Regions from separate parts of the Mus musculus genome. Here all the other regions are linked to region 3. The links are chromatin loops, found by intact Hi-C in ENCODE. Cell type or tissue: left cerebral cortex. All regions are shown on one strand.

What was found. Hi-C counts contacts between places; a loop is a spot of excess contacts. Peaks named below come from ENCODE experiments on the same cell type or tissue, not always from the same donor. Only the 100,000 strongest peaks of a DNase experiment are listed, where the experiment ranks them.
Region 1: it touches region 3 in a loop (9-fold over the local background); 3 of 42 quality-filtered maps call a loop at or near these places.
Region 2: it touches region 3 in a loop (6-fold over the local background); 2 of 42 quality-filtered maps call a loop at or near these places.

Annotation. Positions count from the first base shown.
Region 1 is chr8:15,492,216-15,500,215 of GRCm38, forward strand. No RefSeq gene overlaps it. Among named protein-coding and RNA genes, the nearest start is that of Gm46033, 34 kb to the right of the region's middle. In left cerebral cortex, no CTCF peak of the experiment used is centred here; DNase peaks (open chromatin) are centred at 3,097, 4,239 and 5,610; H3K4me3 peaks cover 307 bases; H3K27ac peaks cover 2,708 bases.
Region 2 is chr8:15,986,474-15,994,473 of GRCm38, forward strand. Csmd1 (CUB and Sushi multiple domains 1) reads right to left here. Exons shown (of 70, transcript NM_053171.2): 47 at 6,121-6,309; 48 at 2,599-2,745. Among named protein-coding and RNA genes, the nearest start is that of Gm46073, 57 kb to the left of the region's middle. In left cerebral cortex, no CTCF peak of the experiment used is centred here; DNase peaks (open chromatin) are centred at 3,946 and 6,226; H3K27ac peaks cover 1,058 bases.
Region 3 is chr8:15,566,480-15,574,479 of GRCm38, forward strand. All of the region lies in intron 1 of Gm46033 (a long non-coding RNA gene), which reads left to right. Among named protein-coding and RNA genes, the nearest start is that of Gm46033, 40 kb to the left of the region's middle. In left cerebral cortex, no CTCF peak of the experiment used is centred here; DNase peaks (open chromatin) are centred at 1,456, 3,805 and 4,538; H3K27ac peaks cover 873 bases.

The DNA.
Region 1 (8,000 bases), 74 kb before region 3:
CTTTCTTATACTATGAAGCCCCAAAAGAACCAGCCTGCCTCCATTTTAGGCTTAAAGCTATTTTATAGTAAAGACAAACTAGGCTTATTCCTGATTATGACTAAATCTCTGTTTTTCAAAGATTGGGCCTATAACCTCAACAACAGATGTTCCTCACTGCTTGTCCAGGAATTGCAATCGTGTCTTTGTTTCAAAAAGTTGTTTGTAACCATCTTGCAAGCCCACCTTTGTATCTAAAGGGTTGTTACGGCTCCCTTGTTAGACTCCCTTGTTATGCTCCAGCTTGCAATGTGTCTTTGTTTCAGGAGGGACTAACTTGTTATGCTATATTCCGCCCCTGTAACCCTGCCTATTTTGCTGACAAATCTCCAGTTTGGAAACTCCCTAGCCCTGAGTTATAAAAGTGTTGTCTTCCTCACATCCAATGCCGACCCTTAGAACACTACCTTAGGGGGAGGCAGACATGAATAAAAGGCTTGCTTTAATTCAGTCCGTGCTTTAATTAATTTGGCCATGATGGGTTGGGTAGACGGTCTTTCTGCCCCATCTTTGGGACTAACAGCCCCGTTTCAGTGGATGACCAAGAGAAGAATAGCAGCCGTCTCCCAGACCATGTTACCTCGTGGCCATGAAGCTTTTTTATTCTGTTTTATTCTTTTTATTCACATCTCTTTTACTTTTTGTTTTGCTCTGTGGTTTAGAGTCAGGGTCTTGGTATATCTTCTAGTCTGGCCTTGAAATAATCATCTTTTTACCTCAAACTTCCAAGTTCCAGGACTATAAGCATGGATAACTGTACCTGGATTTATATTTTTCCAAATAAAAGAATAATTAATTTGAATAGTGTATATTATGGAATCACAATATGGCATATGGTTCTCATTAAGCTATCAAATTTTATAATATATAATTTATAATCATTATCTGATATAAATATTATTTACTGAGCATAGCTCTTCTATTCATATTTGTGGAAATAATTCATTGAGGTTGCTTGCTATCATGCTTATCAATGAATAGCAATCCACAGTCAGCTTTTGTAGTGGTTACAGCCAACTATAATTTATGACTTGTTCTTGTTTCTGAAAGGCAGACACCCTCCCCAACCCTCTTTTCCTTTAATCTTGAATGTGATGTTTCTAAATACAATGAAAATATTCAGGATGACATTTATGCTTTATCTAAATCCTCCCCCCCCCCCCACTTCACTAAGTAGAGACTTTTCAATAATGCTTATCCTATCTGGTAAAATTCACGTTCTTTTGAGATTGATTTCCGGAGAATATTCATTTAGATAATGCTGAGAACTGACACAGTTTCTCTGATTTCGGGTGACTGATTGTTCAAGGTGGCTCTTATGCATTCGAAAGCAATGGCAAACAGCAAATAGTAGAGACTGCTTTACAAATGTCGTCCAAGCACGGGCATTCTTAAGGCATAGAAGCTCATTGTCAACTCAGTCTAAAGCCCTTCTCTTATGACACACAGGAGCTCAGGGTCTCACAGAAGTTCACACAGCACTTCCAAGACTGAGCATGTGTGCAGGGAACACACCAAGGAACTACTTGCACACGTTATAAAAACACGTAAATGTAAATCGTAATTGGCAGGAGCTTGGTGAGGACAAAAGAGCTCAAAAGAGTAATGACTCCCTGTTCTAGTTAGCTTCTTTGTTGCTGTGATAAAGCACTGTCCAAAAATAACAAATAGAGGCTTTATTTCATCTTACAGCGTCTTTATCATGAAGGGAAGCCCAGGCAGGAAGTCTAGGGCGGATCCCTGAAGCCGGAACTGAAGCAGAAACCTCGAAGGGCTGCTGCTCACTGGGCTTCTCCCCGTGCCCCACTCAGCCTGCTTTTTTTTTTTTTTTTTTTTTTTTTATCCAATCCAGAACCTCCCCTTTAGGAGTGGCATCACCCACAGTGGCCTGAACCAGTCTCCAACAGTTAAGGAAAATGTCTCCCAGACCAATGCAAGCAGTCGGTTCTTTAACTGAGGTCCCCTCTTCCTACCTGTGTCAAGTGGACAGCCGAAGCTAACTCTGACACTTTGGGTTCAAAATATGCTTAGCTTTTAAGCTGATATAAAGAAGATCCCATCTTGGATGTGTTATGGTCACTTGGCAGAGTGGCAAGATTTAAAATGGGAATGTACTCCTTATTGTCAAGTTGATGTGACCTGGAGAGTCCTCATCTGGCTTCTGTATTGTAGCAGTATGAAATCCTGCTCACACCCCAGAACATTCCTGATAGAGAAATGTGTTCGGTCACCTGGGCAAAATGGCTTTACTGTCCGCACCTCTCCCCCTTCGAACTCTTGTTCGTGTTTTCAATAATCTGAAATGACAAGTAAGTAGAGAATCAGTCTGAAGCCAGTTGTAAGTCCAGCACTCAGGAATCTTGAGACAGGAGCATTGCCATGAGTTAGAAACTGCCCCAGGTAAGATAGATAGAGCAATCCCGGACTACACCACAGAGTTGAGATTTTTATCTAGAAAAGAAAGGAAAAGAAAAGAAAAGAAAAGAAAAGAAAAAAGAAAAGAAAAGAAAAGCTACCATGAACAACAGAACGGTTCATGGATAAGTGTGTGAATCAGGGCTATCTATACATTATGCAAAACTTTAAAGGGTTGTTTTGCAGGGCTATTGAATCCTAACAACTGTGACTGCTACATCCCTGGCTCAGGACAGTGACCCTGAAGAGGGCATCTTTGCTTTGACGCTAGAAGCTCCACAGACTCTTTGTAGACGAGGCTGGCCTCGAACTCAGAAATTCACCTGTCTCTGCCTCCCGAGTGGTGGGATTAAAGGCGTGCACCACCATGCCTGGCCCACCGACTCTTAATATTCAGTTCAAATGCCACTTCCTTCCCCTGCTGGTCAGCACCAAATATAATGTCTCCCCGTGAGTCTTCCTTCTTGATTCAGGCATCATCAGATGTCTTGGGATGCGCATGCATTGTTTCCCTGTTGGGGTCTTTCTGTCCCTGTCAGAGGACAGATATAGTGTTCACTTTTGTGTTTGAAAGAATAAAAGGTAAGTGAACGTGGCTCATGGTGAGAGACACAGATGCCTGGCTTTGGGTTGACATGACCCTTCTCTTTTCTTGTCTCACCCAGCACCATGTGAGGCCTATTAACACTACTCAGGTTTCTTCCCCTTGGTCTATTACAGTCCCTGGTGTAACATCTTGGATTTGCATGTTCTCAGCTCCAGGGAAGTTTAACTCTCTTTAGCATTTGCTCATCTTAAAGTTTTTACCCACGTTACATCTCCAACTTGTGGTAAAATTAGCAATGTAGGGGTGTGTGTTGGAAATTGATGATTATTATTAAAGTACTATTCTTTCTGGAGAGGCCCAGTGATCTTTTAGCACTTGAATAATATGATTGTTAATCATTATTTCTTGTAGCACTACACTGCGATACACCAAATGCAGACATTTGCATAGATTCTCATTTAATCTACTTTATAGCAGTGTAAGATCTAGATAGTTATTAATCTAACTTTGCATCTGAGGAAATGAGCCCATGTGAACTTGGCTCTCAGAATCAACGTCTGGGCTGAAACTCAGAGCTTTTGGCCTCAAGTTCACCTTCCACTAGGAATCCCATCACTGAATGTTCTGGAACTTCTGCTTGCCTCCAAATTGTAGTTGGCATTATCAGAAACTTGTTCTTATTAGGCATATGGAAATGGGAACTCGTGACCCTTAGCGACAGTAATTTGATATGGGAGAGCTGGTGGTATGGGGCAATGCAGGGTAGAAAACTGACATTCCCCCTAATGTTTGTACAATTAGAACAAGATGCAGTCAAGCCAATGGTCAGCACTGGTTAAGGTTAGATTTGCAGTAAAAATCAAGTGTCTGAAATATACTTCCATCCTTAGGTCTCCTTGGTGATGATTTAGAGGCTCATTTAATCCTGACTTTTAAAAGTCACTTCATTTTCTCATGCATGATGGAAGTGGGGAAGACAGAAGTTTTGTTTGGCAAATGTTTTAATTTAAATATATATAAATAGAAATATAGCATGTGTACTCATCTCTAATATGCAGGGTCTATAAATAGTGGGGAAAAATCTCTTGTTGCTATAGTAACCAGGAATTTCTTTCGGTACATCTATTTTTGTGCTGTATTGAGGTGCAAAGGCAGTTTTCTAGTGGGTTTCCCTACTGTGAAGATTTTCTCCCAAAGTGCTCATAACTCCCACCTTGCCTAGTTCCGCTCGGAAGGTTGTGGGTGTCAGGCGTGGCTTGGAAATGTGTCATTGCTTAGTCGAGTACTTGGATCGCACAGCTGTGTCAGTCACACACAGCACACGAAGCTGCCTCCAAGGCTGCTGTGACGTTCCCGGACTTTAAAGACTTTCATTCTCTGCTGCCGCATTGTTAAGAGGTGGCACCTTCGAGAAGGGATGGGGACTAAGAGTAGTGCTCCAAGAGGGCTGACTATGCCTCCTGGAAGGGGGTTTCATAGGAAAACTCTCCCCAGTCACCCTCCCTTCCTGTCTCCTCTCTCCCTGTCTCTTCTCCCCTTCTCTCTCTTCCTTCTCCCTCCTTTTCGCTCTCCCCCTGTCTTTCACTCCTCCCTCTCTAGTCTCCCCCCACGTCCATCCTAGCAGGTGATGGTGGATCACAGATCTCCCCTCACAAGGTGTCCCTTGGTGCCCTAACTTCCTGGGCATTGTAAGAAACTCGTCTGTCTTTGATGAATGGCCTGTTCTCAGGATTCTGCAGAGAGGAAGGCAATAGGAACAAAAAGGAATAAAATGTTTCCTGGGGAAGGTCACTGCAAAGTGGCTTCTGTCCGGTGACACTCAGGAACAATGGAAACAAAAGGCCAATTGGAGAAGGTTGAGGACACATAGGGAGGAAGCCAACATCATGGAGCCTCTCCCTCAGAGTCCTCTCTGTTCTTCTACACGTAGAATTCCAGACAAAGCTAACTTCATCATCAGAAATGAAGTGAGAATGGTCCACAGAAGAGTCATAAGTGTCTGTTGGCTCTGTCCTGTGGAACCCTCAGGAAGTTTACAAGATGACATGTCCACTCACTCATAACCAACAAGCTATTGTCTCAGAGTGGCTGGGCACCAAGCAGTCATGATGATGCTCTTGATCTCAATACTTAGGAGGCAGAAAGGGGGTGGATATCTGAGATAGAGGCCAAGCCTGGTCTACACAGAGCGTTTCACGATGGCCAGGGTCACACAGAGAAATGCTATTTCAAAACATCAAAAACAAAAAGCAACAACAACCACCCTCCCCCCCCCCCAAAAAAATAACGAAACCAAAAACCCATAATCTAAAGCAGAGTGGCTATGTTTTCTTTAGTCTCATTTGATAGACTCACAGGCAGATAGAAGAGATAGGATATTTCCCAGAAAAACAAGGACACGAAAACATGCTCTGACCATAGCCTTTCAGGAAGGGCGCCAGAGTGCTAGCCAGAGAGTGTTTCTTTCGAGCGTCCCTGAGTTGTGAGCCAAGGCAATGAAATGGATAGTTGTCTGTGTTGGCCAAGTCCAGGCTGCTCTGACTGGTTCTTCAGAGGATTGAAGGCACAGTTTGATTTCCATATATGGCTGGCTAGTGTTCCTTGGAACATTATTTCGTCAGTTGGCTGACATCCAGTTGTAGCTGTCTCCCTCCTCATACCTCCTTTGCCTCCTAGAGCCTTGTCACTTGGTTTCTCCTGTGGGCTGGTTCTTCCATCCCCAGTGATGGTGCTGGCTCTTCCAAGGAAGGAGGTGCTCCTCCTTCCCTCACAGTTGCAATACAGGACCTTTGTACCCTCATTCCATACTCTGTTCCTCACAGGACCCCCTAACACATTTTCCCTGTTCTTGTCTCAAGGAAATATCAAGACCAGAGAAGATTCTGTTCTTTTTTAGCCTGCCTATCTGCATTAGGGATGCTTACTGGGTCGGCTCCATTTCGCTGTCTAACAGGCATCTGAAATTTAATTTGTCCAAAGTCAGAGTACTGATTGCCTAAACCCTGGCAATCAAAGCGTGTTCTCTCAGTCTCCTACCTAAATAGAACATGGTGCAGCTCTAAATCCCCCCTGGCCTTTCCTCTACTGAGAAAAGATTGAGAGCTCTTCAGAAATAAAAGGGAAGAAATAACAAGAACAACAACAACAACAAAACCCCAAATGTATCATCTATTCCTTTGTCTAGCAACAAAGGTGCAGAAGTGAAATGGACTCCTTCAGTTGAGTTGCTTTGCTTTGAAATGATAGAAATGTTCTATTACAGTGGCTCTCAACCTTCCTAATGCAGTGCCTTTAATATAGTTCCTCATGTTGTGGTGATCCCCAACCATAAATTATTTTTTGTTCCTACATTATAACTGCAATTTTGCCACTGTTATGAATTGTAATGTGAACATATGTTTTCTGACTATTTCAGGTGACCCCTGTGAAAGAGTCATTAGAGTCCCCAAAGGGGTCATGACACCCACGTTGAGAACTCCTGTCCTAGATGGTGTTTCATTGTGGCAGAAGGAAGAACAGGTGTCTGCAATGTTGCATGAAGCATAACTGGTGTCTGCAATGTTGCATGAAGTATATATGTTTCAGGATAAGATGATTTTATTGTACCAGAAGTGGGGTTCCCAGTGGTTCCACACCTTTAGTGAAGCTTGATTCTTCTACGTGTGTGCTGCTGTTATATTTTCCTTTGGCTGCTCACCACCGGGAAACCATTGGCTGGAGTCTTGTCACTCTCTCTGCACTGTGCCTTCCCACTGACTACTGGCCAGGCATCACTCTCAGCATTCTCAGGTTAATGTGGTTACGTTATAACAATTCCCCATTGCTGTACATTTATGCAATGACATAAATCTCAAAGCACAATGCTGACTTATCCTGGCAGGTCTCTTAGGCAAGGCTGTGCACACACGTGGTGTTGGTCTCCACCATCTTGTCTGTGGTAATCTCAGCTCACATGGAGATTGTGTTAGAAAGGGGATTCCTTCCTTCCTGCTTGGATTGGTGTCCTTAGTATGGGATCCATAGTCAGGCAGGTTGCCTTCCACTTATAATCCCAGCACTCAGGAGACTAAGGCATGGGGTTGCCATAAGTTTGTGGCTATCTTAGTCTGCATAGTGAGTGCCAGAAGATCCTGGGATGTGGAATGAGGCCCTGTCCCAAAACAAAGAGAAAAATGGAAGGAAAACCCTAACTTCCAGACATGTATGCGATTTGTGTATCTATGGTGGTTTGAATGAGAATAACCTGCATAGGCTCACATACTTGAATGCTTAGACCCCAGTTGGTAGAACTATTTGGAAAGAATTGGGTATGGGCTCGTTGGAGGAGGTGTGTCAGTGGGGGTGGGATTTGAGGTTTTTAAAACCCATACATTTCCCACTTAGCTCTGTCTGCCTCTTACCTGTAAATCAGGATGCAAGCTCTCAATTACTGCTCAAGCGCTATGGCTTCTTGCCTGCTGCAGCTTATACAATTTAAGGAGGGAGTTCTGATGTTGAAGTACTCAGTCTGAGGCATTCTGCTAGAGTCATCAGAACTGACCTGGGAGGAAAGAGGGTCTGTCACAGACCCAGAGCTCTGGCTAGATATATCTGGGCTAAGGGGGTTGGAAGAAGAACCACCAAGTCTCTCTTGCAGAAACTGGTTGGTGCTGGGCAAAGAGTAGAAACCTCCTCACACAGGTGACCCAGATACCAGAGATATCATGGCTGAGTGTCTGCATATACAGTTCTCAACACAGTTATAACTAAAGGCATGCTGATATTCATTTAGAAAATGGCCACAGCTAAATTAAAAAAAATATGTAAGGTAACTGTTTTAGTTAGGGTTTTATAGCCGTGAAAAGACACCATGAACACAACAACTTCATAAAAGAGAACATTTAATTAGGCTGGCTTACAGCTCAGAGGTTTAGCCTATTATCATGGAGGGAAGTGTGCAAGCAGACAGTGCTGGAGAGGTAGCTAAGAGTTCAACATCTGGATCTTCAGGAAACAGGAA
Region 2 (8,000 bases), 420 kb after region 3:
CTGACCACAAGATGTACCCGATACCACCAAGTTCCTGCTTCCCCGTGAGGTCACCAAAAGAAAAATTTCCGCTACCCCATCCCTTCTGCTGAGAAGTACTTCCCCTTTTGCTTGTGCATTTAAGGCTTGAGCCTTGCTGAATACAGTGAGACCTTGATGCTAATCAGACTGCTAATCATTGCACTTGGTTCTTGTCTCTCCCTCCCCCCATTTGGTTCTTAGGAGAAGGTCCCCTTGAGACCCTCGAATAACTGGACCTGCTGGACAGGTCAGATTTTAATACATTAGTAAACAATAAGTCCCATTTTAAAATGCTACTACTACTAGATTCCATGGTTATTTTATTGATTTACTTATTTATTATTTTCCTTTTATTAAAAATAAATACTTTTCTCATACAGTTAAAAAAAAAAGAAAAAGAAAATGTAGAATTTTATGTTACAATAGAAAATTCATAAAATTCAACAAGTATCCAATTCTGCTAGGAGACATTTTTAAACTTAGATATGGCTATTAGTTTTTATTCATTTATTTAAATTTTATCTCTTTTATGTGTATGTGTGTTTTGCATGCATGTATGTCTGTGTATTACACATGCGTTTGGTTTGCTTGGGGGGCCAGAAACAGGGAGTTAGATCTTCTGGAACTAGAGTTGAAAATGACTATAAGGCACCATGTGGGTACTGGGAAACAAACCAGGATGCTCTATAAGAAAGATCCCCAAATGTTTATAGTTGATGAGCCATCTCTCCAGCTTTCAAGTATTAATTCTGTCTCTGTCTCTGTCTCTGTCTCTGTCTCTGTCTCTGTCTCTGTCTCTGTCTCTGTCTCTCTGTCTCTCTGTCTCTCTGTCTGTCTGTCTGTCTGTCTGTCTCTGTCTCTGTCTCTGTCTCTCTCTCTCTCTCTCACACACACACACACACACACACACACACACACACACATGCATTTTATATATGAAGGCAAGTACCCTCAGTGATCAGAAACCAGGAACTGGAGTTACAGGCAGTTGTGGGCCTTGAGAATACCGGAAACCAAACCTGTGTCCCCTGTGAGACGTGAAAGTGCTTTTAATCACCGAGCAGTCTCTCTAGCCCAAACAGGTTAGTTTCAAAGCCATAATCTTCCACATAACAGAGGCAGTATTTGGACGGCTGAACGGTCTTACATCCTATTAATATATTTAGTGGAATATAATTATCTTGTCTTTACAAATCTGCTTTATTATATTACAAAACCCTATGATTGCCTGTCAATACGTGAAAAGAACAATACAACGAGAGTTCAGAGCTGGGAAGCCCAGGTTCCTTTTCTGAACAACCTTCTCCCCAGTCATAAAGCACAAAGCCCAGGCTCATATTGGGTTGACCCACAGCATGTGGGCCAGGCAAATGCAATGTGCAAATGGGAAGGATATGGTCTTGTGCATCATATATTATAGGCTAGAGATTTCTAGCTTATCTCTGGATGAACTAACAGACAATAGAGTAGGAATTTTAAACCTGAAAAGTCTGAGCATCCATTCTTCAGAACCAGGCTGTGTGAGTCCAATCCCTGCTCAGGGACTGTGGCACAGACCTGAGCACATCTTTAGCACACTTTGAAGGGAAAAATGTCCGAATCCCCTGCCCATTGTTGTCTTAACACCACAAGTCCCAAAGACTGGCTGCTGGTGAGGTTTTCTAATCTCTTTCAACTAGAGAAGGCTAGAAGATTTCAGCCCCCAACACTCACTTTGTCCCCTTGGGCTGATCTCCACCCTGAAAACATACATTGCCAATGGGGATTAAAAAAGTCTTTCAGAAGACCCTGCATCTAGTGTGCTAGATGCTACCATTCCAAGGAAGAGAGATATCAAGGACAACCCCACTTACCACTGACTGGGAGGAGCTCAGAGGGCTGTGGTTCATAAGTGAACTGTTCCCAGGAATGAAGTTCCCCTATGCTCTCATGGGGACAATAGAAACACTGGTGTAGATCAGACTACATTGAAACCTGTACTAGAGCTTAACACTTCATTGATGTACTGGGAGATTTAATTAGTTTAATACAAATATCTACTTATAGACAATGATTAATAAATAAGGAGAAAGGATAAAATAACTCCAATTTTGAAATAGAACTACACATGCATGTATGTATGCCAAATGCAAACTTATAATGTAAATGTTTATATAAAACATAGACTAGTATATAAAGTATAGGCATATGTAAAGATAAGTATATAGAATGCAATAGATAGAGTGACTTACTAAGGACAACTGTAATTACTGTTTATACAATTTATGGCAGTATAATCAACTCTCATTTGTTCCCAGTGTTAATGCTAATTTTGGCTATATTACTGTAATTTGGGGCAAATGTCTTTATTATCCATGGTATAAAATTTTAATATTTACTCTTTAATCAGTAAATTATAACATATTAATCAAGTTTTCTCATAGTTTAGGGCTCTCACTTCAAGTATTTCTTCCACTATGTTCTTCTTGCTGGCTTTTAGTTGTCAGAAGTCAGAACTTCACCATAACCTAGACCTAGTGTTAAGATGAAAGTGGTACTGAAAGCCATTCCAGCTGATGTCCAGGCCCACCTATTCACCTGCATAGCGAATCTTGAATCCTTTCTTGCTGGTTGCATGGTCTGTGGACCAGCGCAGGTACAGATGGTTACTTCTGCTGGTAAAATTGGACTGTTCAGTGTGGTTCCCACTTAAGACCACTAACAGAGGACTTTGTCCAGAAGAACCTAAAAAAAAAAAAAGAAAACTTTCAGATGTGGGCACCTACAGATGCAGATCTTTCTTAGCTGTTGATTAAACACGTATGCAAATGTACAATAGACATTTATTTTCAAAGTGAAAAAAATATTCAAATGAAAATAATAATAAATACATTCCGTGGTAATGAAACAATGTGGGGAAGGAGTAGGGGACTCAAGTACATAAGTTACTAGTGACTTATTATGGAAATGAATGAAATACATCAGTGAAACAATGACATTTCAACATGAGAATATCCTTTTACTATTATAATGGATAATATACTACACATATGGAAAACGAGAATCTTTCTTGCAATGTCAGTGGTGTATAAGTACAGTCAATCGCTTTGGGGAACAACTTGATGATACACAGTAAATCTGAAGTTTTAATTTCATCAACTCTCGCACATAGGTACAAAAGTTACTTACATGGCAAACATATTCCAATATTATTGTTCATGATAAACTTTGGACGAAAACTTTCTTTAAGTATTGGAAATATCATGAGGAGAAATTAAATTTATACAGTATCTAAAATTAGTAAAGTACACACATATATATATATATTCATATAGATAAGTCCAAGAGTAACATATGAAAGTACCCATTGTAGATTAGTATCAGAGTAATTCACAAGCAGTCAAATGTGTGCCATATAAGAAATATGTGTGCAGAGAGATGATGGATGGGCTGGTGGGGAGTAGATGGATTGATAGATGCAGAGTAGATGGATGGATGAGAACAGAGATAAAGGAGAAATGATGGTCACATTCATAACAACGACCCACTTCTCTTTCCTTAGACTACAAGTATCCCCATTAGAACTAGCAGGGGGCTATGCGTGAGTAGACAGTCTCAATGAGTCTCTGTGTGTCTATAAAAAAGCAACTATAGATCCAGGAAGTATGAAAATAATTTTAAAGTTATCATTGACATATATCGTTATTCTATAGACCTGAAAGTTCTCAAAATGTTTATACAGCAAAATGATTAAATGCCCTGTGTACCATGCAGTGACTGCATCTTCATGTCACTTGGGAGAGAAAGCAGCTTCAAGAAACAGGAGTTATGCCCTGTTCCTTTTCTATTGTGGATGCATCCCCTTGTCTTAAAATCATTACTCACTTTTCCACATTTCACAAGTTCACGCGTGGGGAAATGTGTGAGAGAATGGGAGAATGGGCCTTCTGTGGCTATTCATAATCTAAACTTATCAGGGCAAGGGGAGGGGCACCCTCCATTCCATTCATGGAAAATACTGACAGGTCACAGCTTCACTTCCTCTTACGCCCAAATCACTGTTAGGGACTTATCATGGATAAAGCTATTCAAGGCTCTGTTGGACTCTGCACAAACATGCATTAAATTCCTGCCTTCAATAACTCAGAGAGTGATTGACCTTGGACATGTGCTCTATATAGAGAGAGCTACTTTGAAATGAGTTTTCAGGGGTGGGCCTTGACTCCACCATGAATAGCATGTCTTAAGAAGAAGTGATCAGAACACAGATACACAGAAAAAAAAAACCAAAAACCATATGACCACATGAAGAGGATACACCTACATGCCAAAAAGAGCCTCAGAGACACAGCTTCCCCACTGTTTAGTCCTAGACTCTCACTCTTCAAGTCTAAGAAATTATTCTCTGTGTGTAAACATTAAAAGGGTCCTGGTAATAGCAATCACAAGAATACATGAGGAAAACAACAAAGTAAAAAATGTGGAAGTTTGTGTGGACATCCCTAGAAATGATTCTTCTTGTTATGAAAGATGGTGCCCAAAGACTGTCTGCAAAGTCTACTGTCTATGTCCTACAAAAGAGTGACCCTGCTTCATGTGGAAGATGGCTGAACATGAGCTGTGTGAGGTCTTCTTATGGCTGTTAAACAAGATCAAGACCCTCTGAAATAATATGCCACAGAGGAATTAACTATCCTGAGCTTGCCATACTTGAAATGCCATTTTTACCGACAGAACACAAGAGTGCATTTTCAAGAGTTGCTAATCTCCCACCAAATCCCTTACTATTCTTGGTCTGATCTCTGTCTAGATCATGGTATTTAGGCATATTCTGGAAAGCATGCCTCTTTGTAGCATCTATAACAATATCCTAGAAAAGAGATGTGCAGGTAAGTTTGCCAGGATAGCCAGTGGTCTCAGCAGCCAATCACAACTGGAGATCAGACACTGTTCTTCACTGAGTTCTGACAATTAGGAAAGTGAGGAGAATCCATATCTGCACTATTGAAAGTATACACTAAGGAAATGGTGCATACAGCTGGTATGCTCAGCTTACTTCTTCTTAGCTCATAAAATATAGGCTAGCACCAATGTTGCCAAGATAAAATAAACACAGTGCATAGGAAATGCCATCACTTGCAGAAGTTCTGAATACAAAACTGTGACCTTTCTCTTTATAAAAGATGTGTATATTTGAAAGCAGAGTGATGCAAGCCATGAGCCACTTCTAACCAGACAGAAAGTGCTTGTATTGTGTTCTGGGCTACTCCCTAGTTTTTGATCTTGATCATGGTCTAGTCATGATTTAGAAAGCACCAGGCTATCAGCAATTAGGGAAAAAAAATCTATTTGTAAGGATGTTGTTTCTGAAAACTAGAAGCATGAAAGTATTGCCTTCTATATTCTAATTCAAACAAAGGAGAAGATGTGCCTAAGCTTGAAACAACTCACATCTTAATACTTACTTATGATTCAAATAGAAATATACACTTGTACAAACACAGAGACAAAAGCTTTGTGTGGGCTGCTTTTCTTTGTGTGTGCCATTTGTTTCTATATATAATGCTAGAGTTTCATGTGCAATATAACAATCCTCACAACTTGACTCCTGGGGTCACTCTGCACAGTGATTTATTTATCATTCATGGTCCATCTAACTAGTGAGACTCACATAAACACACAAGATCAATTAAAGCAGTTCTTATCACTGAATACATTGTGCTTTATCTGACAAATCCATAAAACCTGAGAAAACTCTCTGTTCTTGGCCACACATGGGTTTGGCTCTGCTCTGCTTGGGCATGATGTATCTCCTATACAAAGAAAACACTGGCCTTAGATCCACCTCAGTTGATGATCCAGCCACTGCTGCATTAAGGTGCTCATTAGAACCACTGTATAAAACCAGAACAGTGGTATTGAAAGTAGCACCATTGGGCATCAAATTCATTTGATTTTATTATATAAAGCAGCTCTGTAAAGACAGGTGCGACATTTACCACTTCAATATCCATATGAGCTATTCATTTCATGCATCTTGAGTAAAATAGACATTTGGAGCACTAAAAGTCTTCTAGAACACTTAATTGCCCTGTGGTACCCTGAAAATCTGGGGCTTACCATCAAACACTTCCAGTGCATCAAATTGCTTTTCACTTTGGAATGTGTCCACAAAGAGTGTGATGTTGAAGTTTGGCTCCACTTTAATACTCCAAGCACATGTCTGGGAGTTAAAATAGTTGCCTGGGTACCCGGGACTGAGAATCACCCCAGAAGACTCTGTTCGCACTTCATTTGCTGGGCATTGTGCTAGAGAGAAAAGAGATGGATAGAGGTCTGCATTAATACAATGAATACAAACATTGATGGGATGGAAGACAGTCTACTGAGCTCTGACTACGTTTAATACAGGACACAGACACCTCCAATCTACTCCAATGCAAAAAGAAAGACAGAAAGCCCATCTTCAATACAATACAACAAGATGTAGCTTTTTGTATAAGAAAAAAATATTTTTATTCCAACCCTTGCTGTACTTGGATAAATAAAATCTAAATATTTGATGTGACCATGTGACTATTTAAGTATGAAGCAAATTTCAGAAACATTGTTCAACACTCCCACACACACCTGCACTGTTTGCCACAGTTTTCAGCAGGATTGGTGATTTCTAAAGTAAAAATTCTTTTATTGAAATAACAGATATTTCAAGTTGTGATTTTTTTTTTCTCCTCATCCTTCAATTTTGATCCAGCTACTTCCAGGCTAATTAAAAAAAATGTAAAATCACCAAAAGACTTCTTTAATGCTATCTCTCATTGCTAAGTTAAATTACATTACAGGAATGCTTTGCTTACAGAGCTACTAAGGGACACTGATCAGTCATAGCATATAAAAAGAAAGTGACACACCAGTGTTACTCACAGTTTAGGCATATCAGTAACCAACTTCGCCCAGAGCTTTTGTCCAAGATGTGTATCTTATTTGGTGAGTTTGCCCGTTTTAATGAGTTGATTGTATGTTACTTACAAAAACATTTCAAACTGAAGATGCTTCCCAAACAGGTGGGGAAAGCTTATAAGATGTGTCATTCCTAAATATTGTCTTGAAGGTTCCCCATTCATTTGGATAGTCTAGCTGAAGCATACTTTAAACCTCAGTAGACTTTTAGACAAAAACATAAGCAATTAAATTTATCACAGGACCATTTAAAATGTTTTGAGATCAAAGTCCTAAAATATCCACAGTACAAACTAGTTAATATCTCTGAAAATAGTTCTAAACTGAAGTCAATGACAGAATTCAGTCTAAAGTCCTATTTCCCCGGCAGTGATGGTAATGACATTGTTAGCCACCAAATGGGGCTGGCACCTTTCAGGTATAGTGGTTTCAATGAGAAATGTTGTTGTAGGTTCAGAAATTGAACCCTTGGTCCACAGTGATGATGTTGTTTCCAGAGGCTCAGCAGGTACAACTTGTTGGAGGACATATGTCACTGGGGGAGCGCTTTGAGAGTACATAGCCACACCCCACTTCCCATTTCTGTTGTTTCTTTGTGTTTGCTGTAAAAGATGTGATCTCTCCATTTCTTGTTCCTGCTGTTCTGACTCCTTGCCATGATAGCCATTTATCTCCCTGGAGTCATTTAGTCAAAATACACTTTATTCCATGAGGTGATTTTTATCGGTTTTACTTTTTCTTTTCTTCACAATGACAGAAAAGAGGCAAATAAAATGGAGAAACCCTTGCCTTGTCATGTCATCTGAGAAAATTGAAAGAATCAGCTTGGCCAGTGAGCTCTCTGCTTTATTCTTCTGTGCAACTTAGAGAAAACTCTGTTCAGTGTAATGTGGAACCCAGAATGCTCAGCAGAGCTGCGTCTCTTTGCTAAACCTCTAAACAATACTCCATTGCTTTGAGACAAGCATACCTAATTATTTGCCTTCCATCTTTCTTCTTAAACTGGGACCTCAAAGTGCTCCACAATGTACAACTGTACT
Region 3 (8,000 bases):
AGAAAGACAAACTTTCATTTGGAGCCAAGAAAACAGAAAGCAGACTTACTTTTTGTTTTGGCATGGCTGGGAGAGAGTACTATAAAGGGAATATGGTCAAAATATATATTTTAGGCTAATGAAATATCATTAGAAACCCTATCTCATTGTACCAAGACTGCACAGTATACATACTTAACAATATGCCTCTGATTAATTACATTCAATGATTTTTCTGTCTTTATTTACACAATGCAGAAGGCACACAAATTTCTACTTGACCTAGTTAGGTGTCTTAGTTAGGGTTTTACTGCTGTGAACAATCATTGGGACCAAGGCGACTCCTTTTTTACCCCTGTATAATTTTTATTATTTTATTCATTTACATTTCAAATGACATCTCCCTTCGCAGTTTCCCCTTCACAAACTTTCCATCCCATCTCCCTCTCCCCCCTCCCTTTTGCATCTATGAGAGTGCTCCTCTACCCACTCACCCATTCCTACCTTACCACTCTAGCATCCCCCTATGCTGGGACATTGAGCCTCCACAGGACCAAGGGCCTCCCTTTCTATTGATGTCACATAAGGCCATGCTCTGCTACAATATCTGGAGCCATGGACCCCTCCATGTGTACTCTTTGGTTGGTGGTTTAGTCCCTGGGAGCTCTGAGGTGTCTGGTTAGTGGATATTGTTCTTCATATAGGGTTGCAATCACCTTCAGCTCTCCAAGGCAACTCTTATAAGGACAACATTTAACTGGGGCTGGCTTACAGGTTCAGAGGTTCAGTCCATTATCATCAAGGCAGGAGCATGGCAGAGTCCAGGCAAGCATGGTGCAGGAGAAGCTGAGGGTTCTACATCTTCATCTGAAAGCTGCTAGAAGACCGGCTCCCAGGCATCTAGGACAAGGGTCTTAAAGCCCATGCTCACAGTGACACACCTACTCCAACAAGGCCACACCTCCTAATAGGGCCACTCCTTGGACCAAGCATATACAAACTATCACACCACACAAGGCTGGGGCAGGGCTCATGTAGCCCTACCCCTCACTGCTGTACTACTGACTGTTGATCGATCTGGGGTGGTGGCAGTCATTGCCTTCACCAGTGTATGCACTGGTGACTCTCTAGGCTCTAATGGTTAGTCCCAACCCAGTGCTCATACAGATGACCCTGGTTAGACTAAATGCCATCAAACAAAACCCAAAGTCATGAATATTGCAAAGGGACCTGCAGGGAAGAGAATCATGACAGAGGTGGGAAGGAGATAAAGGAATGGGAGAGAGAAATGATGATGCTCAATATACATACGTGTATGAAACTGTCAAAGAATTAAATTAAAGGAAAATAGCCTCTAAATGTATTGGATTTAAATAAGTTCTTTAAAAATAGACCTTTCCTTTTCTCCCTAGACTAGCAGGAGTCCTGCGCTGGTCTTGAAATTAAGGCTCCCTCCTTTGGTCCTGAGCCAGAGTTGCCAGGCAACCTGGGCTGGGCCCCTCCCATCACTGACACTTGTGGGGATCCTCCAAGAGCTCTCTCTCTCTACACCTGGGTGCCAAGCAGGTGTCTGGAAGAGAAGCCTTCTTTTGAGAACATTTGCCTTTAGGAAATTATTATTATTTTTTTTTAATTTTAGAATTTCAGTTTAATCAAAGCATATAAAATAAGCTTTAATAGCCTTGAAGGTATAATTATAGTTTTGTGAAGTATAGGGCTTTACAGAATTGGATAATCAGAACAGAGAGAAGATTAAATATAGACAAGAAGGCAGCAATATGCTGGTGTAGCAAGTCCTTTCAACTATCAGTTTGAGATAATAACTTTTGAAGTTTGGCCCTTGTGGAGAAGTCCGAGGAGTCTAGGCGACTCTGATGCAGATCAGCAAGATAGAGCAGAGCAGAGTGAGCTTTTAATTAATGTAATGTGGAAAATACAAACGACTTTGGTGAGCTTTTTCTTATTCAATTAGGAATCTCTGCCCAAGCTGTCAAATTTAACTTGGGTAATTTAATATGATAATTGTATGTCATGAATTAAAAGCATATTTAGCATCTCAGTGAAGGAAAGAGATTGGTTAAATATTTTTGTGCTAAAATAAAATAAGGACAGTGACTTAGGAAATTTTAAAACAATTGGCAATATGAGACTTTTTATTAAGGCCTAAGTTAAAAAAAAGAACTGGTATTCTTTTTCCTTCTGTCCATCTAACAGTCTTATAAAATAGAAAGCATCAATGTAATTTTTAAAAAAAGCAAGCCTGAGAAGTGTATGCTTAGCTCCTGCATATGCTTAATGAAATAGCCCCTCAGTTAACATGTTCCAGAATTAAGACTCATTTCTATACTGAATAAGATTGTATCCCCCCCCCCCCCCCCCCGCACACACACAAAGGTACATTGCAAGTGTGTCCAACAGGATAAGACAGAGCTAAGGTAGCTGTAACATCAGAGCTCCCGCTATAATGTATCAACTATACTGGGCTGACAGAAAATGGAAGAATGGAACATGTTTCACTCATGTGCTGCAGGAGGTGTGATGTCCTGCTGCCTTCTCCATCCAGGATGGTTAACCTCAGCCTGAGCTGGCTTAATTCTGGTCTAATTTATACACTTCGTGCTGATTTGCATTGGCAGCTCTAAGCACTTCTATAAGATAGCAACGCGTCTTACATAGAAGAACAACATATCCTAGCACTAACAGCAAGGAGAAAAGTTCCCACTATTAACAGTTATGGAAAAGCTGCTCCAGTGAAGACTGCCCTGTGCGTGGATTTGCATAACTGTGAATGATAGCGATGATCTGAAAGGATGCTTTCAATAAGAAGCACGGGATGAAACGTGTCCCCTCAACCCTGCAACATGTGTATGTGTATTTCTCACATGAGAACTCCTGCATCCTCGATGTAAGTTCTAAAACTGTTCTTATAGTAGAACCACAGTCCCTTGTCATAAAATCATAAACTCTCCATGAGGGAGAGTGCAACAGTGCTGTGATGTGCAGAAGATGCTGCTTCACCAAGCACCACCGCTCTTACAACCTCCCATCCCTCTTTTGCAATGGTCCCTGAGTATTTAAAGGAGGGGTGACAAGGATATAGATGCTGTATTTGGGACCGAGCACTCCACAGCCTCACTTTACACAGACCTGCTGTGGGTTCCTCTAATTAATCTCCACCTATTGCAAAAAGAGAGAGTTGAGAGATTCAGTAATCTATGTATAAAGATAAGAACTTTGGGGGCAGGTTATTATTTTGTTCATTTAGCAGAACAATGGTAGTAGATTCTTCCCCAGGGCCTACCCAACTGAGTAGCTGTGACCCACATGAGACCAAGCCAGACAAAAACTCAAGTAAGCATGGGAAAGGGATTACAAAATCCCATCCCTCGCTGAGGAGTGATGGCCACTGGGGGAGAAAAAAAATGAGCGTGATGCAGCCCCTGACATATCCACACATGTACCTGCAGTGCTGAATTCAATGGGTTTTTAAAAAAGGATGTGAAGTTGGGGAGTTAAAAATGGTGAGACAGAGCTGAAAGGGGAGACAAATAGAGCTGCACTTGACCCTAACCTCTTCCATTCGTCTATGGAATTTTCAAGCAACACATACAATGATAAGTCAAATAAGAATGCATTTGGAATAAAATATACCCTGAGCCTGTCCGTACTGACAAGGATGTAGACTAGAATCATGCAAAGGATCATCTGAGTTAGGCAGGGATTTCTGTAGGAAGAGGGAAGGGCCTGCTGTTGTCTGGAAATTGCCTAAAGTGGCAGGAGTGTGGGAAGGTGGTATTTGTGAGTCAGCGGGCCACTCTCCATCCTGACAGGAGTGTTGGGAGCTGGTCTGAGCTGTAGCTGGTTTGCAGTCAGCTGTGGGCACTGCGTGGTTGGCTGGCAATCCTTGTACTGTAGGCGTGATTGCTTTGTCTATTTAGTGAGGCCATATTTATTCCATGTGAGAAATTTTCTTCTACTTTTGTCCTACCATTTCTTCCAAAAGTTTAGTATTTTGACGACATAATAAATAACGCTATACTTTTAGAATGCAACATCAAAGTTCCTCTCATGATTGCTTAGAAACTGCATTGCTGGCTGGAAGAGCCACCCCTGACTCCCTCCTGGCCAGGTATAGCAACTTCACCTTGAGAAGAAACTGTGGAAGGAAACTGTGTTAGAACCTCTCTGCACTCCTATGAATGCACCACAAACACCTGCTCCTGAAACTGTACACTACATTTGCTTCACAAGTGCCAACAAAGTATGAGCTGGATAAAGAAAGAGAAACATTGTGTCGGGTACAACATGTGATTAAAGGTCAAAATGGTGAGACAAGAAAGTTGCCTTCTTTTGTAGCCCTTTAATGAACCCTGTTCTAAGCTTCATTGATCAACAGTCACCAACTCCCGCAGTTTGAAGTTTCTATGCATTTGCTTTCAGGACTAGACATGGCCTCTTATGTGTACAGCGCAGACAGGGAGCTCAAAGCTAGTTTTATTTAACAAATCATTTTGAACAGAAACTTGGGACAGACTTTGGGTGAAGATCTGAAGATAAAAAGAACTGAGGAGTCAGAGCCCTGCCTTCCCTCATGTGTGACAAATAAAGCTATGAGGGAACTGTCCCAGTTCCAATCCTGTAATGTTACAATGTCTGCAAAGGACGTGTTGCAGGAAGTCTCCACCTGTAAGCTAAGCACAGAGCAAGGCACCGCCGCCGCTGTCAGCTGAGTGTGAACTCCTGTCACAAAGTTCCCACTAAAAAATGAGGTCCAGTATCAGGGTTTTTGACCACTCACTGGACAGAGGCCCTGTCTTACAGGTATGTGTGTTTTAACACCTGTAAGAAAGGAAGAGAGGCCCCTTGGTATTCCAAACTTTATAAGCCCCAGTACAAGGGAATGCCAGGGCCAAGAAGTGGTAGTGGGTGGGTAGGGGAGCAGGGTGGGGGAGGGTATAGGGAACTTTCAGGATAGCATTTGAAATGTATATAAAGAAAATATCTAATAAAAACATTATAAAAAAGTAAAGGATCATGGGTTACAATATGGATTGTGAATCTGCCAAGTTATTATTATTTTTTAAAAGCATGGCCAGAGGAGAGTTAGTTTTTGATATTCTACTCCTAGCACTAACGAGGGCAATCTTAATGTATGTACATGATGTTCAACTCTCTGTAAGCCATCCTGAAAAGTTCAGAAACAGTTGAGGTAAATCTTAATAGTATATTATACTTTGCCCAATGTGTCTGAGACATTATGATTTCCACATGAGATCAACATAAATTATTAATGCATATTTTGCATTCTTTATTCAGGCCCGAGTATTGAAAATGTCAGGTGTACTCACACTTACGGGGACTCTCCCTGATGCTAATTTTTCCAACATAAATATTTTATCTGATTTAGATTTTGGAAGATTTGTAAGAGTAAAGCAAATTCACCAAGTGGATGTTCAGCCTTACTTGAAAGTTCTAGCAAATGGAATCAGATGTCAGTCATAAAATGTATTGACAATTAAATACAGTTATAAATTTGGTGCTGAGCACAGTTGTTCAATATTTCCATTGGGCTGGGGCTGCCCTATAGACTGGACAGTTCTATATCAGCATATACAAAGCTGGCATGGTTTATATATTTTAAAGTTATACACAGCTTTAAAAGCTATTCCTACTGAGCAGGCCATTCATGCTATCGAAGCCCCCTTGTGAGGAGGAGAGAAATAATTTATATTGAAAAACAGGGGCTGGTCCCAAGATAAACAACCTTATTGCTACCTAGACTTTCGGCTTTCCTCCCTACTCCTGTGTATATTTCCGAACAGCATCTTGCTTACGTGACCTCAGATCTTGGGGACACAGTGACCTCAGGGCCATGATGTTCTCAGAGGTCAGGGACAGTGGCTTCCAACTGGTTTGGTAATCCCCTGTGATCTGGTAAGGTCCTCTAATTATTTTCTTTTAGTTTAAGAACTCGTCTATATTTCCCAATTTCCTCTTAGGTTTCGTTCTTAACCCTGAGGGTGTTTCCCAATATAATTCTTCATCCACACACCCGAGGATATTCTTGATGTCTGTTTCTATGTTTCTAACCAGTTCTTGTGATCCTGGTGGTCAGAGTTGTTTGGCCTCAGTATGTACTCCATCTTGGTTGATAGCCATGTGCTCCTGGAAGGAGCATGCCCTCTTGTTTACGGAGTGATGGAGCTCCTAGTCATATAGATGAAGTAGCTGCTTGACAGTGTATTCAACTTGTCCTCTCATTTTTCTACTGCTAGGTGTTGTGTGTATTCAAATGTGAAATTGTGATGACGTCTAGCCTCTTCAAGTTTCTTCATGCTTGATTAGTGAATTTTAAAGCTGCATAGAGCACATACACATTTTAGACTCAGCTATGGTCTTGGCCTTTTTATCACTATGGATTGGCCCTGATTGTATTTCTTGCCCTGAAGACCATCTTACCTTGTATTAGTACAGACACTTGATATCCCTATTATTTGTGTTTCCCACATATATTGTTCTTTAAAACATATATATATATATGTTTTAAATATATATATATTTAGAGAAATATATATATATATATATATATTTAAATATATATATATTTAAAGAACAATATATGTATATATAGGCATATATATTATTTTAAAGAACAATATATATTGTTATATATATGCATTTTATATATATATATGCATTACTAGTTTAGTCTGTATATGTTAGGAGCAGGTGTGGCGGCAGTCCTAAAGGCGCCAGGGACTGCAGCTAAGTCATATGACTTGCACCTGACTTCCTCATATAAGACACAAACATCTTGAGTGCTGCGCAGGTGTACCAGGATACAGGTGAATCCAATTTGGTGGAGATTTGCCCCTGCTGCCCTGATTAGCTGAAGCTGCGTGCCTGGTGAGGTGGCGTGGCCTGCTGTGCGTGGATGTGAACTGAGAGTATAAAAGAGTGAGAGGCCCAGGGTTCGGGGGAGATATAAAAACAAGGGAGATATAAAAACGAGGGCGATATATAAACAAGGGAGATATAAAAACAAGAGAGATATAAAAACAAGGGAGATATAAACAAGGGAGATATAAACGAGGGAAATATAAAGAAAGAAGAAACAGGACTGAATAAACGTGTGCAGAAGGATCCTGTAGCAGCGTCGTTCTTCCTGGCCAGTTGAGCGCGCGTAAGAGTTGGTGCTGAGACCCGGGACGAGAAGACCTGGGACGAGAAGACCTGGGACGAGAAGACCTGGGACGAGAAGACCTGGGACGAGAAAACCCGGGAAAAAGAAACATCTTCAGGCATGAGCGAAGACCCCCTGCTACAGGGAGGATTCAGAACTGCATAACGGGGAAGAAGGGGTTAATAGAGTGTTCCCGTAAAACAGACTGTTGAGAAGGATCCGGCGTGGATTCAGAACTCTTCAGCTGGGGAACGGTACTGATGAAGAGAAAGAAGAAAGATGAAGACTGAATAAACTGCTGTTAGAAGGACTGGTGGTCGCATCGTTCTTGCTGGTCGAGAGTGGGCGCGACAATTGGTGGCCCGTAAGGGGAACCGACTCCCCCACCGAGTTCAGAACTTTCAGCAGTCAGTGGTTGCCGGCAGGGTAAGTTCAAGGTGAGTGAAACTTGCGACCCCAGGAGTTTGGGAAGGACCTCGGATAAAATAGAGGTGAGCATAAAGTTGCCAGGAAGCAGGCACATAACGAAAGGTTCCCGGCTTTGGGACAAGTTAAGGTTCCCGGTTTGGGGACAAGTTAAGGAACTATGATAACCTCAGTGTAGTGATCAATAGATCCTCGCTGAGTAGTTATGCTTTTTTCTCCCATTGACCCTTTGTGGGTAGGTCTGATAGTTTTGGTCTTGTTTGTTCTGATATATGGACTCTGTTACTGTTTGAAACTGTGTGTAGAGGCAGTCAAGACAGGTCAGAAAATCCTTATAGAACAACAAGAAAGTATGTCGGAAGAGGAGAAGGGCTTAAAAAGAAAAAGGAAAAAGAAAGGAGACACAGTGTTA